Linked DNA regions of Mus musculus: region 2 is linked to region 1. Evidence: chromatin loops called from intact Hi-C (ENCODE). Cell type or tissue: left cerebral cortex. All regions are shown on one strand.

Region 1 (8,000 bases):
ATGGAAAGTGTCAGTTTTCTCCTAAAACCTTCCCCTGGTGACACCACTCTCCCATGGGTAACACAGGCTCACCTGTCCAAGGTTCTCTCTCCAGGTGGCATATGGTGAGTGAGGATGGATATGGATATGGATAACAAAGAGCTTCCTTGGTTTTCACTGGGTTCACAGATTCCACAAGGACTCTTTGTGGAGCTGATGAGCATAATCAAGTACTTCCTGCTGTATTTTTACCTAAGCCAGCGCTGAGCCCCAGCACCAAGCATTAAGTCTATCTTCTATGCATAAAACAGTGGCAAAGTCAAACAATTTAACGTTCGTTGGTGTGGATCAAGGGATACATTTGCTTGGTCAAATGTTATTGTGAATATATTTATCAATAATGACCAAAGGTCATAATCTTTACTATGAGAATTGTGCTAAAAGGTTCAGTCATCAAAAAACCTGGAAAAGGTCAGTTTACCTCACTGATTTCTAGTGAAGAGAAAACAAAATCAGCCTTCTATTTCATTGCTTCTTAGACTCCTTGCTACCAGTAATTTTATTAGTTATGTTTCTTTTCTTTCTTTTTTTTTTGCCAATACAGGGCCTTACTATATAGCTCTGACTGTCCTGGAATTCACTGTAGACCAGGCTAGCATCCCACTCAAAAATCCATCTACTTCTGCCTCCCAGGTGTTGGAATCAAAACCATGTGCCAAGCTTTTACACCAAGCTTAGACAATTTTCTTGAAAAATTAAAAAAAAAAAATTGAAACTCCAGGATGTCTTTTATGCCATCACCCCTGTTCTGCTGCAACATTTAAATTCAGCAATTTTTGCACTGGAATTCCCAGGAAGAATCCAAGACTTTTTTCTGTCATCTCTGACCTTCTAAGGCTGATTGCAAATCTTTGTTTCCCCCTAAATAGCTTCCGTGCAGTGTTGAGGTCACTTACCTCGCATCCTCCATCCTTATGTGGAATAGACAAGATGTGTGCAGTTGCTAAGACCATGTTAGTAATGTTCCCACCTGCCTTAGTCAGGGACCTCTAAAGTAACAGAGCTTAAAGAATGATTCTCTTCACACACACACACAGGATTCATTAGAATGATTTACACGCTGTATTCCAGATAATCCAATAATGGCTGCCTATGTACAGAAGGTACAAGACCTCAGTAATTGTTCAGTCTATGAGATTGGATTTCTCACTTGGTCTTTGGTATATGCTAGAATCCTAAAGAAGCTGGCTCTAGATGGCTCAGGAGTTAAGAATGTATGCTGCACTTGCAAAGGACCTGAGTTCAATTCCCAGAACCATTATTGGGTGTTTCACAAGGACCTGTAGTTTCAGCTACAACCCAACACCTCTGACTCCTATGCAGATATCTTCATTCACATGCGCATACCCTACAATAGACACGCAGACGTATACTTAATTAGCGGCAAAAATAAACATTTTAAAAGAAAACATTGGTATATGAAAAAAAAAAAGCTGGCTCTAATGCTAATGAAGGAATGGACTTGCTGGTGTAGGCAAAGAGCAAAAGACTCCTCCTTCTATGTCCCTATATAGGCTTCCAGCAGAAGGTGCAACCCTAATTAGAGGTTATGTCTTCCCTTATCAAAAGATCTGGATTAAAGGTGTGTCTTCTGACCTCAAAACCTAGCACCTTCCAACTTCAAATTAAGCAAAAATCCCTCACAGCTCTATGTGCTCTCCAATTTGGGTTTTTGTTAATTCCCCATGTAGTCAACAAACAATAAACATCACACCCACCCCACGGTGAACAATGGTTTGGTATTGTTTTCTGTTTATTTGAGACAGGGTTTTTCTGTGTAGCCCTAGCTGTCCTGGAACTCACTCTGTAGACCAGGCTGGCCTCGAACTCAGAAATCCACCTGCCTCTGCCTCCCAAGTGCTGGGATTAAAGACGTGGGCCACCACCCCCTGGCTGAGCAATGGTTTTTACCTTGATGGAAATAGACCCTAACTTCAGATCACTGTATTAGTGATATTATCACAGACAGATCTAGAGAAAAATCTAAATCTAGTGAACAAAGAGTAACCTAGTTAAAAATAATTACATTTTCTGGTTATAAACATTTTTCTTTTTATGTATTAAACCCCAGGAATAGAATAAACATGATATCATCACTCTTACAAACAAGATTGACTGCTATCTTTAGAAAAGAACTAAAAACGAAGGAGGTAGTTTTTACAATATGGTTAGTTATGTTTCTCAAGGGAGGATACTTATCTGAGTATCAAGCAGGATAAGCAGCTAGGCATGGTGAGCGTTCTCACAGCCACCTGGGTGTTGACTGTCTATCCCCATGTGTGTTCCATGTTAGGTAAGCACTGTACCAAACATCCGAGGGAAGAACTACAAGGGAAGGATTTGCTTGGCTTTCTGTGCTTGCCCCTTCTTGGCTGTTGTTTGATCTGACCGTCTTGGTGCTCAGTCGTGCTTCTCGCTGACTCTCCCTAACGATTAGGTGAACCCCAGATGCTTTCGTATGGCTATCTGAGCACTTGACTATCTTGTTTGGAAAAATAGATATTCAAGACTTTTGCCGATACTTGAGCTGGTCACTGTTGAATTTACAAACCATGTATTACTCACACTTGCAAACCTGCTCTCCCATTCTGTAGGCAGTCTCCTACAGAATTCTAATCGAGTCCTGTTTATGTACTTTCTTTTTTCCTGCCTATAACTCTGATGTCACAGCCAAGAAATTGTCAAATCCAATGTTATGATAGTTTTAGCATTTTCTTTAAAACGTTGTAGTTTTAGGGATCTTATACTTAGGCTTTTAAAAATTTATGTATCTAGTGGGGTGTAGAGTCCAACTTTTGACCATATATGTTAACATTTCCCAAAATGGCTGCTGGAGAAAGAGTCCTTTGCCCACGGTTAGTTCCAGTCCATTTTTTAGTATACCTATTTCTGAGTTGTCTACTTTGTTCCAACAGTCTGTATGGCTGTCATTATGACAGTATCACAATGTTATTACTATTACCTTGTTGTGTATGCTTACAATCAGAATGGGTCCTCTAACATTTTCCTTGTTAGTGTCTCTCTGGAGGGGACGCTGCTGAACCTTCACAACACCCCTGCTTCTCCTGCTAGCAACCAGCACCGCTAAAGGACCTGGTAGGCAGAAAGGCAGCCTACGTACCAAGCCAGCATTCACAGCCACCTCTTCCTAGTCCTAACAGCAATGAGAACTGACGCCTAACACAGTTCAGCTCAAGGTCACAAACATTCTGTTCCTAAATATGCTTAATTCTTTTGTATTGAACAGCTGAGATGTCTTTAGAAAAACCAGTATTATGTATGTCAACAATCTTGGTTTCATAATTTATGTTGAATTTTCCTGACTTCTGCCAAGGGAAATACAAACTCTAGCTAAGCCTTGTTTTCCTCCTCTCATTAATTTTTCCAGTCTCTCTACCCTTTCTCACTAATGTCTCAGACATTTTAATAAATACAAGTTCCATTAAGAAAAAAGCCTTGTCTAGAACTTCTGTTACATGACTAATTCTATGATTTAATTAAGTTACTAGGCATAGAAATGATTATAGACTTTAATCATCTAGACATTAAAAAAAAAAAAGATCAAGACATCAAACTTCTTCAGAGAACTAAAACACATTAGAAAGCCAATTTAAAAAAGAGGTCTCAATAGAGTCCAAAGAATCTTAGGCTAGAGTACGTAATCCGTCGGTAGTCGCTGGATTCTCATAAAGGCCAGAAGCTGCAGCCTAACAGGAAGCACTGACTGTCTGAAGATTATCCTCTAATCTGAGGACAGGGCTGCACTTCCAGGTACACCGGGATCCCGCTTGTAGATGTTTTTGTACTTTCCAGGACATCAATCTTAATTCAGCAAGTGTTTATGAAAGAAGACATTTTCTTTCTTTCTTTCTTTCTTTCTTTCTTTCTTTCTTTCTTTCTTTCTTCTTTTTTTTTTTTTTTTGGTTTTGAGCCTATACCCCAGGCACTTACTTCCTTTATTTTTTATTCTAAGAACAAAAAAGCAAAGTCCTATTCCCTGCCACCACCACCCCTTTTGGTCATCAAGTGTATTGCAATTAAATCAAACAAAATGTAAGTCATCAAACTATGTTTTTGCTGGGTGTTTACTTTGGATAAAATGGTTGAAGTTACAATGATACATTGTACTACAGGTTTAGAAAATAATTTAAGAGTAGTTTAAGCTCTGATAAACCCTAAATGTAAGGAGGATAGCCTTCTGCCTAGACCTCCCAGCAGGTATACTTTCTTAACAAAAATAGGTACTTTAGGTGACAAAAGTCCCACTACAAAACAGTTTTCCTCCACCCACGCAGCCTCCGTACACCAATAAGTCTTTTCTGTAAAATGCTGAAAGAAGCTCATCAAGTACGGAACGCACTGGACATAAAAACCCAAACTGCGCAGTGAGCACAGCACTGCACACTTAGTAGGGTTTGCCAGTTTCCAGCAAAGCAGCAAGCATTTAAAAGTCATTCCCACTGTTTCTTTTGGTCAACAGATGGTGATTCCAAATTCTATAACACACCATACCACACCCAAAATAACCAAGAGTCTACTTAAACTGTTCCAACTGAAGAGGACATTATCTCCTGTCCTTTTTACCAGCTTTCCTCTTCCCAGACAGCAAGTGCTTGGGCTTCATATCAAACACATGCCTATCAGCTTCCCCTTTCTTCCCCAAGCGATTCATCTTCTTCTGAGCTTTCTTCATCATAGTCTTGGCTTTCTTCACCATCTATGCAGGAGAAGACACATTAATGAAAACCACATTTCTGTGCTACCCGGGAACCATTTTACCAAAGCCAGTATGTCAACCCCGTTGTCTCAGTCACCACTCTCTCTCAGACCACCACACTATCTGCAGGAACTTGATGACTATCTGAGGAAACCTTGGACCAGGCTTTCAGAGTAACACACTGAAACTCAGGACCATGAGAGCACATGCCACATCTGACTCATGTCAATGCCAGTATTAAAACCCATAGTTCCATAGTGCACTCTTGTAATCCCAGCTGAACATGGAAGCAACCAGTCTGGACTCTCAGCCAGCCTGAGATTCATAGGAAAACGCTGCCTCAACACTCACTTCCTAGACTTCCAGATGAAAATGACATCTGAAATGAGAACTTCAGGCTTCCATTAGAAGGCCTACCAGTTTACAAAGTTTTTCTCTTATATTTGACTTTTTCTTAAAAAGAAATTTCAGTGAGATTTTAAATACCTACCGCATTTCCAAAAAAACATTACAAATAATACCATAGTGACAAGCTACCAACTTGAAGGGGAAACAATTTCCCTAATGATATAAATGAACTATTTTCTCCTGGCTACTTCCTTACAGGAGAAAGCCTAGACTATCCATACTTTATGAGGTCATGTCTCTGTCTATCCTCCAGGTTAAAGGTTTCATAATGGTTTGCCAGACAGAACACCTATCCAGGGTATCCAACTGCTTCTGGTCCAAGTTCCTCTCCAAAGGACGCTACAAAGTGGAAGGTGGAGTGAACAGCTAATCTCTTAATCACAACCCTGCTCAAGCAATGGCTTGTGCTTGCTGGAGGTTCTATAAAGTAAACACCCCTGAAGGTTCTTATTTTTATTTGCCCCAGATCAAAGAAGCAAACCTTGACATCCCGAAGACCAGAAACATCACGTGGAGTTCTAGAACAACTGCGACTCCGCGCTGTGGAAGAGGGTGGAACAGATTCTTCTCGTTTTCTTTTCCTCGTGACACTCCGAGACCTTCTTGCCTGGACTGCATAGTGGGCCTGAAACACACAAACAGTGCTCTTGGTAACAATCAAAATTTGTCCAACAAGAAGAGAAGACAGCCAAGATCTTAAGAACCATTATCACACAAGTGAAAGACTCTGGAAGGCCTTTTTCGACTTACTAGCAGAGGGTCTAGTTTGAAGCCAGGGTCAAAGGCACTGTCCCTCCTGAGAAGGTTTCGGGAACGTCCAGCTCAGCACCCATGCTGGTAGTGAGTGAGATGGTGCTCTCAAGCCATAGCTCTTGCACATCCTGTGTGCTAATGTTCTCTACTGGTTATCACCAATCATGAGCGGCAATGACAATGGTCAATGTTGATGTTTTAACCTCCCACTCCAAATACTTGAGGTAGTAGTAGACATGCTTACCATCTACATTTATGTACATCATGTGCATGCTATGCCATTTACATTAATAGAATCACCTAGTGACAGATTTCTCAGAAGGTATCTACATCGTTAAGCAACGCCTGCCTGTGGGAAGGTTTTGGTAGCACATGCCTGACTACCAGCACTAGAGAACTACAGTCCGGGAAATACTGAGTTTGAAGGCGGGTTGGGCGACATAGCAAGACAATGTCTGAAAACAACGAAAGAACAGATCATGTGAAGCCATGCTGCCCTCCAGACTTACATTGTTTTTATCATCCATGTCCACACCAAGACTACGCATCTCATTCTCTAAATCTGCCCGTTGAACCTGAAGTGAGGGAGGGAAAATAATTTATTTTAAGTAAAATGTCTGTTGAAATTTAATTTTAAAAGAAAAAAAGAGAGGGAAAAATATACAGGTGATACTGTGATGGGCAGATAAATGAGTAGGCAGTAGACACATGTTTTGCTCCGTTCCTGTATCCTAATGCTCACAGCCCTTATCCTTCCTCAGACACTGGGACAGAAAGGAATACAACGGTTGGACTTTAGTCCTTCATTCCAGAAGCTGCCTGAGGTAAAGGACAGTCTTTCTGAACTATGGCGCTTCAGGTCATAGACGAGAGTCCGTCAGTCAGTCCGTCTGTTTTCTTATCTTCTGTCCCCCTTTCACATGCTCCTTTTTCTTCCTAAGGAATAGTAACTGCACCAATTATGTCTCTATGGAAAAACAGGCTACAAAATTACAACAATACACGTAATATTACATACATTCTCTTCTCCAAGGCAGATGACAGAACTTAAACATGTACCTCCCCCACCTTTCTGTCTGGGAGCTGGCCAGCTGGTTACCCTGCTCTAAGACCCTGTTTCAGAGGAGCAAAGGTGTGTAGCAGAGAAAGCCCAGGAGGATAAGCAGACCGTGGTAGTCTACACTGCAGGATCCAAGTTTGTTTATGCAGAAATCTTTAATAAAACCCTAAGATAACAGAGGTGGAAAGTGAGAAACACACCCAACCATGTGCTAAGAGGGCAGCATGCCCCAGGACCGGAAGGTCCTTCAGATTGCCCCCTATTCAGCACTGCACTGCCTTATCTTTTACATTTTAAAATACACTTTATAATAAATTGGCAAATGTAACCAACAAAAGAGAATGTTTCCCCAATTTGTGAGGTAGTCTAGTAAATTAATCATACTCAAGACAGGGAAATCATTCTCTGTAACTGAAGAGTGGAGCTCTAGAGGCCCAGACTCATGACTGTTGTCTCAAATGGGGCTACACTAGTGCAAGGGAACTTGCAGCTTCTCGGTTTTGATGTTACCTTCAAGTAGATGGCGTGAGAAGGGAATTAACTTAGGGGATATCCGGCAGAGTCTGTTGCAGGCCTCACTGATGGCTTGATGATGGAGATTTCACCCACGCACCTACCCACCCACCCTGGGATCAAATAAAGGATCCATGTTGTCAGCACACAGCAAGAAAACCTGAGTTTGTTCTTGCTCTGGGTCTTCAAAGTACACCCTTTACAATGAAACACTTTCTTTCCAGTTGAGTTAACTTCAGTTTCTGGACAGTTCAATTAAATCCCATGAAAAGAAACAGTGTATTTGCTACATAGAAGCCATGGTAAGACTGTTATGTTCTGGGGATAAGAGAGTGGCTGCATAGACTAGAGAAGGCACTACAGTTGAGTTAAGACAGACTCAGTGAACCAGACTCTCTTCTCAGAGACAACCAAGCAGCAAGAGAAACAACATGTCTGTAAATATTAGCAACCACCCAATCACACAAAAATAGAATTTTCAAACCAGGAATACCCATTGTGGAATCTACA
Region 2 (8,000 bases), 170 kb after region 1:
CTTCCTGTAGTCGCTCTGGGTAGTTCGTTGTTCTGAAGCTGCGGAGAGAATAGGGAGGCTCTCAGGAATGGGTGCGAGTAGCTCTGCTGAGAGTGTAAGGGGTTTTCCTGCCTTAGTGATTTGTGGCTTTCTCTGGTGTTTCGGGAGTCTTAGCTGCTAGGAGGAGCTCTGGTTTTCTATCTCTTGCTTAGTGCTTAGAGCTTTATAAGTAAGATGTTTCACTTCCATTGTATTGAATTTGTAAATCTATAAATTGAGATTTGTGTTAGGTCATCCAGGAAATCACAGGTTATAAAGTTTTGAGACTGAACTTAGTGAAATGAAGGAATCTGTAGTCATTTGTAGTGTGTAGCAAGCCCTGGGCCTAGAAGAAACTGTAAGGGTGACTTAGCTAGAGTTCTGACTGTGTCAGCTTTGTTTCTTTTTGAGCCTCATTTAACCCCAAAGGTGTGTGTGAATAGCTAGGTTTGGCCTTTTAAGCCTAAACTCTTAATACTAATGTTTGTTTTTACTATAAACTAACAAAACAGCATTTGTTGAACTTAGGATAAAAATACATATATGTGAATTTTTTTTCTAGGTCCCAACAACTAAGGTTTCAGAGCTAAACCCTAATGCAAAGGTATGGGGGACTCATATGTTACATTTGGAAGCGAGTAGTGCAGCTGTTGGTGTGAATGCTGCGTGGGAAGAGGCTCCCGGCCATCCTACAGACTGTGACCAGCAGGGTGAGTAGTGAGCCTGGAGCAGCTTGCTGTTAGCCAAGCCTTTGCCTTCCTCCGCATGTTAATCTGTCTTTTCCATTCACATCTGTGTCCTGGTTTGTGCTAGATTTAGAGTCTTGGGAGCTTTTATAGTCCATTTAAAAACTTTGAGTAATGCCAATGTAGTAAGGGAATTTACTACTTTAAGGAAAAGTTATTCTTCTAACACATCCTCTTGGGATAAAACTACAGTTCTAGGATTGGATGCCAATGGTGATGGCGACAAAAGTCGAGAGAATGCAGCGCTCCCGGACGCACAGGAGGCAGAGCAGACAGACATGAGCACTCTGGCTCTGGACCATTCAGAATATGAACCTCTGCCTGAGAACAACGATACGGGTAAGCCTGCTGTATGAATTTGTTTTCACTTAGAATCTGGGATTTTAATTGTTAAATGTTAAAATTTACTACTTTAAGGAAAAGTTATTCTTCTAACACATCCTCTTGGGATAAAACTACAGTTCTAGGATTGGATGCCAATGGTGATGGCGACAAAAGTTTCTTGGTCTTTCTTTAAACTGTGTACTTTTCATTGCCTCCTTTTACTGTTCCTTGAGACTGATGGATACAGGAGGGAAAGTGTGCTGGAGAATCAAGTGGCTTCTGAGACAAATAGCATTGAGTAGAGAAGCACAAGGTTTTTCATGGGGTGAAGTGTCCAGACTGACAGAGGAATTGAGAGTGAGGCAGGCTGAGAGTCATAGACATAGGACAGAGGCTTTGGAAGCTGGACTTCAGATGTGTTGTGTCCCCTTGTTACTGCAGAGTGACAGAAAGAAAGAAACTTGGGGAAGCAAACCTGTTGGATACATTTTTCCCTTTTTAAATTTGTGTTTATTGTTGCAGCGTGTCATCACCTCAGGTTTTAAACCAAGGCCTGTCTTCAGTCTGCGGTGCTCACTGTCACCTTTTGGAAATATAGGAAAGCATTATCTTAGTGAGCAGACCAAAGGGGCCAGGCCCCTGCTGTGTGAGACAACCTCATTTAGTTTAAGACTCTCAAATATGACAAAATTAAGCATCGCCACTTAGGTAGGAAATATGTTTTTTAAACACTAGGTCTTTTTAAAACTGGTCAAGTGAATAAGGTAAGAATGTATAAAAGAAAGAAAAAAATCAAACCTCATTACTTTCTAGTAAATATGAATTAGCCATCTTGAATTTAAGTGATTTAAACCTCCATTTAAGAAAGGGTTCACCAGCATTTAGCAATTTGACTTGATCAGCTCTTCCTCATTAACCTAACACTAACTGGTTAATAGTTGGGATAAACTAGAGTAATGGTGAAGTTGACTTTTTGATGGCAGAACCAGGGAAGAGTGCTAGACATTTACAGTAGATTTCAAAGGGGAGAGTAACAGGCATTGCATAAGTGGGTGGTGGGGTCCTCTAGTAATGAAAGGAGTCAGAGATAGCTGAGAGTGTAGGGTGCATTTAAATCTTAACCTGGGAACAGAGGCTGCAAAAGGCACCAAGTAGATAATATCAAAAAGTAAAATAACATGTTAAAGTGTGCCTGGAAACTCTAAATCAAAAGTTTGTTCTTTGTAAACAGGTATTTAAAGCTATTTTTGGAAGAAAACAAAAACCTTCTCCTTTGAAGTTAGGGTGTATGCCAATGCGAAATGCTTGTGGGTAATGGGAAAATGGTTCCTTACCTCCAGTTTTGTTTCTGGTGTGATTTATAAAACCTATCAGTTTGTAAAGTGTTAACATCTGCACTGGATTCAGTCCTCAGCACTGGGGTGGAAGCAGATGAAGGGAAGGCTGAGAAGGAGCCACTGTGAGAGCTCCTACTGCAGTGGGCCAGAGTCTCCCAGGAGTACAGGCAGGAGAGCAGGCCGCCGGCCAGGCCACCTCAAGCAGAGCTCACGGGGATCCCAGCCTGAATCTCCGCAGTGTCTCCAGCATCTTTATTCTTTTAAGATGTTATTCTTTACTATTCTTTGACAGTTTAATACATGTATGTACTGATGTTTGAGTTGTTTCAACCCCATTACCTCCCACCCTTCCTTCCCCCAAAAACCCCTCTCCTTCCCAGCAATCATTCTGGTGTCTTACCCACTGAGTTTGACGAAATTGGGGCTTAGTTACTGGCATGCTCGCTGCTTATCAGTGGTCTATTGTTTATATAGCCCCTCTCCTAGCACCTAGTAACATCAAGGGGTAGGCCTTCATGCATTTCTCCCTCCCATTCATGATGAGTGAAACAATAACAGACTCAATATTGCACAGGTCAGCCCAGCTGTGGTTAGGTCAGGACAGTGCCGTGTCATGTGCCGAACGAAGACACTGTTTGGCAGCACGCTTCATCTTCTGTTAGGCTATCAAAACCTTGGATGCGGTGATACAGATACCCATTTAAAGAGTGTGTTAGAATTCACAGCAAAAACAGAGCAATCCTGAAGATGTCCGTGTATTCGAGCGTGCTTGAGCATGCGAGGAGCTAACAGGTCTAAAATACCCTCAGCTCTAGGCAAAAGAGTAAGGTCACAAAGTAACTATAGAGTAGACAGAGAGGTGAGTAGATACCCACAGCAGAGAACCAGAGCCAGTAGGAAACTGGAAGTGTAGTTAGGCTCCGGGGAGACAGGAAGAGAGTTTGAAACTACTGGGCACTGTGACTGAATTTTACTTTCAAGAGCTTGCTTGGGGCCTCACAGTGACTATTAGAGACTGTCTGGTGCTTCTGGCAGAAGGAAGTGGGAAAGACCCGTTGTCAAGAATGCAGAGCACGCTATCTACCTTGACAGCAGTTGCCCTCAGAAGGAACCACACCTGTCAACCAGCCTTTTCTGTTCTCCTCTTACCACAAACCTGAATGAGGAATGACATGTTCTTCCTAACGTCTTTTTTTCTGCCTTGAACACCACATTATACTTAGTCATCATCCTGTTCTGGGCTCCTCACTCTTAACAGTGCTTAGACTTTGTTTTTATAATCTTAACAGTTTTGAGAAGGAGCAGCCGTGTACTGGGGTACTCCTGTTTGAAAGTCTTCTGACGTATTTTCCACCACCATGCTTATATTAAAGAGTGAGTAGAAATTGATGAAGATGAAGCACTGTTTTCATCATGTGACAGGAATGCACACTTGGTGACAAAGAAACTTCACATTGTAGCTGCTGTCCTTGACAGCCTGCTGACGTCCCATTGATTTTTTTTTTTTCCTGGTCTTTTCGAGACAGGGTTTCTCTGTATAGCTCTGGCTGTCCTCAAACTCAGAAATCCGCCTGCCTTTGCCTCCCAAGTGCTGGGATTAAAGGTGTGCGCCACCAATGCCCGGCCCCATTGATTTCTTAATAGTTCAATAGTTAGAATTGAGGAGTGGTGCTCATTCATGCCAAGGAAAATACTGGGTCGTTTATTTTACTTTTTTTTTTTTTATAAGTAGCCTCAGTCCTTGTATCTGCTTCCTGCTGGTGGTGACTCACTGGAGTCTCACTGGTGTCGGTCAGTCCCGCCCACAGCAGCCTGTCCTCATGAGCTCTCCTCTCCTACCGTGCACAGTCTTCGCTTGCCTGCTGTGCTTACTGTCTGTGTATCCGCACCATCGTGAACCTCCTGCACTGCTACATCAGTCTGGGCTACATCAGGTTCCCGTCATTCTGGTTGTTATTTAAAGGTTCTAAATTTTATGGCTGGACAAACACTCTAATTTAGACATGAGCAAGACTCCGGGTTAAAAATGTTGAACTCCATCTGGTAGGTCTGATGGATGACCACAGTTCAGTATAAACTCTCAGTCTTGCCGTTGTGTGAATCCTTACAGACCAGCTTCGTTCTCTCCAGTGTCTTCTCTTAGAGGTGTACCTGATTTTGCTACCAGTTTTCATCCAAATCCACTGAGGAATAGGACGATTTTGCTTTTGTTTCTTGGCCAGGAATCACTTGATTCTGAAAGTCTTGTGAGCAGACATGGTGAGAATCAGGCGTAGCATGCATGATGGCGGAGGAGGAAAGGAGAAGAGCTCTGCTTTTTTTTTTTTAAGATTTATTAATTTTGTATATGAATACTCTTTGTACATGTCAATACTCTATCTGCATGTACATGTTACATGTTACAAGAGGGCATCAGAACTCATTACAGATGGCTCTGAGCCACCAGGTGTTTGCTGGGAATTGAACTCAGAACCTCTGAATAAGCAGCCAGTGCTCTTAACTGCTGAGCCATCGCTCTAGCCCCAGTCTCCATCATTCCTACACAGTATCTTCTGTACACCTATGTCCTTCCATCAAGGTCCTTCAGAGCACTGTTCTGTGCCTTTATCATGGCCTCGTGACCTGACCAGTCCCTCCTGAATTTGTTTAAGCCTTAAGTTGTCCTTACAAGTGTGATAATTGCATTTATCTAGCTCTTTAAAAATCCTATTCTGAAGCTGGACATGGTGGCGCATGCCTTTAATACTAGCACTTGGGAGGCAGAGGCAGGCAGATTTCTGAGTTCAAGGCCAGACTGATCCACAAAGTGAGTTTCAGGACAGCCAGGACTATACAGACAAACCCTGTCTCGAAAAACAAAAAAACCCAAAACAAAACAAAAAAAAGACCCTATTCTGGCCAGGCCTGTTTTGTGGATTTTGGTTTTTGGTTTTTCCTCCCTGTGGTATTTGAACCTCATGCCTCTAACAGACTCCATAGCGCTCTAACTATGAGCTATATATCTCACCCTGCTCTTACATTACGTATTTTGTGTGTGTGTGTACGTGTACGTGTACTCGCGCGCATGGAGGCACGTGTCTTACATGTAAATATACATGCGGCTAGAAGCCAACCTCCAATGTTGCTCTTCAAGAGACATACTAACTACGTCACCACGTCTCTCAGTGGGATCTGGGCCTCGTTGGTTAGGCTGAGGAGTTGACTAGCAAGCTCCAAGGATCTGCCTGTTTCTGCCCGCATCCCCACTCCCAGCCAGTGTTGGGATTACAAGTGTGTAACCTCATAGTCAGCTCTCATGGATCAGGAGGTTGAACTCAAGTCCTCATTTGCCTACACAAAAACACATACCAACTAAGCTGTCACCCCAGACCACTGTCATTTTTGTTGGTGATTTCTTCATCCTACTAAATCATTCCCTTCTCTCACTTCCAGTCCCCATCTACTTCAAGGTAGTCTTACATGGTAGGCTCAATGGGCCAGATGCTTCCAGTAGCCACTGGCATTTTATTGCTGCAGAGTGGAACATTAGTGTGCTCCTGAGCTAAATAGCAGGCAGGCCTTTGTCTTCCATACTTGGCTTTGGCACCTGGAGGGCAGTCTTCCGTCAGTGACTGTGCTAGCATCTTGATCATACTGCTGCAGCTTCTCTTTCTGTCTGTACCATGTAACCATGGTGGTCTTTCCAAAATATCACCCCCCCAAATTGGTTCCAGTCACATTCAAATAAAAATTTCAACAATCTCCTTGACCTGAATATCATACATGCTTCACTCTGTGACTTCCTTTTCACTCCACTGTTGTACAGCCTCCTTACTGTCTGTTGACCCTGCCTCTCGGGCCTCTGTCTGAACTTCACTGCACTCTTTTCCCCCATTAGCAAATGGCACCTCCACGTAGGGTAGCACCATGCTACTCTGGCCTGTGCCCAGACTGTTTCTTCTGAGTCACTTGAGTCTCATTATGCTGACAATGGCTTCTTTAGCAGTCCTTTGTCTGTCTCTCTCAGTGGAATGCTGGCCTGGGGAGAGCTGGGGCCTTGCTTCTTTTAGGCTGAATTCACAGTTCCTGTATCAAATAATTGTCTCTTCAATATGGAGATTGGAATGTGAGTTTAAATGAGATAACCTGGGGAAAGTCTCCAGTTCAGGGATTAACAGGCCACAAGTTTTCACTTTCAAGTCTCATGATCTTTATTCCTTGGTTATTTTTGCAGTTTAGTTTCTTTTTGCTAGTGAAGATGTATTTTGTGAATGCTCCATATGTTGTGAATGCTCTGTAAGACACTGTTATGAACTGTCAGCTCTACATTTGTTCTGAATTCCCCCACCTTGTCTGCCTTTTACTAGTCTTTAACCTTGACTTTTAGAATACAAGTGTCCTTTGTCCTCTCTTGGCTGACTTATGTACAAAAACTCAATGTGTTCAATGCCTTCAAACCAGTGATACTAAATACTAGGTGACAAGGTTGTCCTGAGTGCTACAGGTGGCAGGGGCTTTCAGCCGAACGTCACACTGCTAGAGTCCATTGCCTCACCTGCTGCTGCTGTCTGTGACCATATACACATACCTGTGGTGCCCCAAACATCGTTTCCGCAACAGTTTCCTCCAGATGTAGAACAAGCTCTTGTGCCCTGAGAATCTGATGAGGACTCTTTAATAAAATCGTTTCTCATTTGCCCCTTTGACAGCTCTCCTATAGAACAAATGGCCCCCGTATCAGCAGTCTCCAACTCTCTTCCTTACCTTTCCACTGGGGTGGTTTGGGTTCACCTGTATTCTCTTTGCTTTGTTTTGATGCTTTCTTTTGCAATTACTTTTCTTTAGAGTCAGTGTGCTTGTTTGCTACCTGAAAACCTTTTCTGAAGTAAGGCAAGATACCAAGGAAGCCTGTGCTGACTGCTGTGGGACAGAGTCACTGCTAGACTTGGCCAATGAAATGCCATTGCTTTCTCAGTTATTGCGTTTGTTTTGTTTTTTCACAGTTTACTTTTTTCTAGCAGGTAAAATAGTACTTTTTGTATTATTGTGCGTATATGCAGGTGAAATCACTGAAATGCTGTACTGAATTACCAATGTGCTTGGTAAATTTTAAGCCATTTTTTTCCTGAGTTATTTATTACTTCTGTGTAGGAGGAAATGAGTCTCAACCAGAAAGCCAGGAAGACCCTCGGGAAGTACTTAAAAAAACATTGGAATTCTGCTTATCTAGGTAAGGCTGTTAGTGATATTTTCTAATGTCTGATATCTCTTGTATTACACATTGGCTATTGATTACAAATGTGATTTTTCATAGTAGTATGTTTATAAATATCTAACTAAATGCCTGTCTACTCATCAGAAGTGCTATTGAGAACTGGTAGTGACCCCCAGGCCAGGGATCCTCAGATCCACCTTGGTGATGATTGTCTGACTGTTGTTTGACTATGGATTTCAGCATATGCAGAACACGCTGTCGACCTTCAGATGAATGTCCAAAACACCTCTTTAGTGGGCTTCTTTATTTATATGGCACTCACATTTAAATACATGTTTGCCTTACTTTCCCTTAAATGACAACTTGTTGGAAAACGTTGAA

The links. Peaks named below come from ENCODE experiments on the same cell type or tissue, not always from the same donor. Only the 100,000 strongest peaks of a DNase experiment are listed, where the experiment ranks them.
Region 2: a loop joins it to region 1, with 2.7 times the contacts of the local background. A loop is called at or near these places in 2 of 42 quality-filtered maps.

What each region holds. Positions count from the first base shown.
Region 1 is chr13:8,968,519-8,976,518 of GRCm38, forward strand. It overlaps Gtpbp4 (GTP binding protein 4), which reads right to left. Exons shown (of 17, transcript NM_027000.4): 15 at 6,427-6,492; 16 at 5,646-5,789; 17 at 3,946-4,756. The coding sequence ends at 4,604. Among named protein-coding and RNA genes, the nearest start is that of Gm23923, 16 kb to the left of the region's middle. In left cerebral cortex, a CTCF peak has its summit at 4,054; a DNase peak (open chromatin) is centred at 4,507.
Region 2 is chr13:9,136,199-9,144,198 of GRCm38, forward strand. It overlaps Larp4b (La ribonucleoprotein domain family, member 4B), which reads left to right. Exons shown (of 18, transcript NM_172585.3): 4 at 581-728; 5 at 957-1,103; 6 at 7,556-7,634. Among named protein-coding and RNA genes, the nearest start is that of Larp4b, 46 kb to the left of the region's middle. In left cerebral cortex, a CTCF peak has its summit at 733; DNase peaks (open chromatin) are centred at 753, 4,236 and 6,236.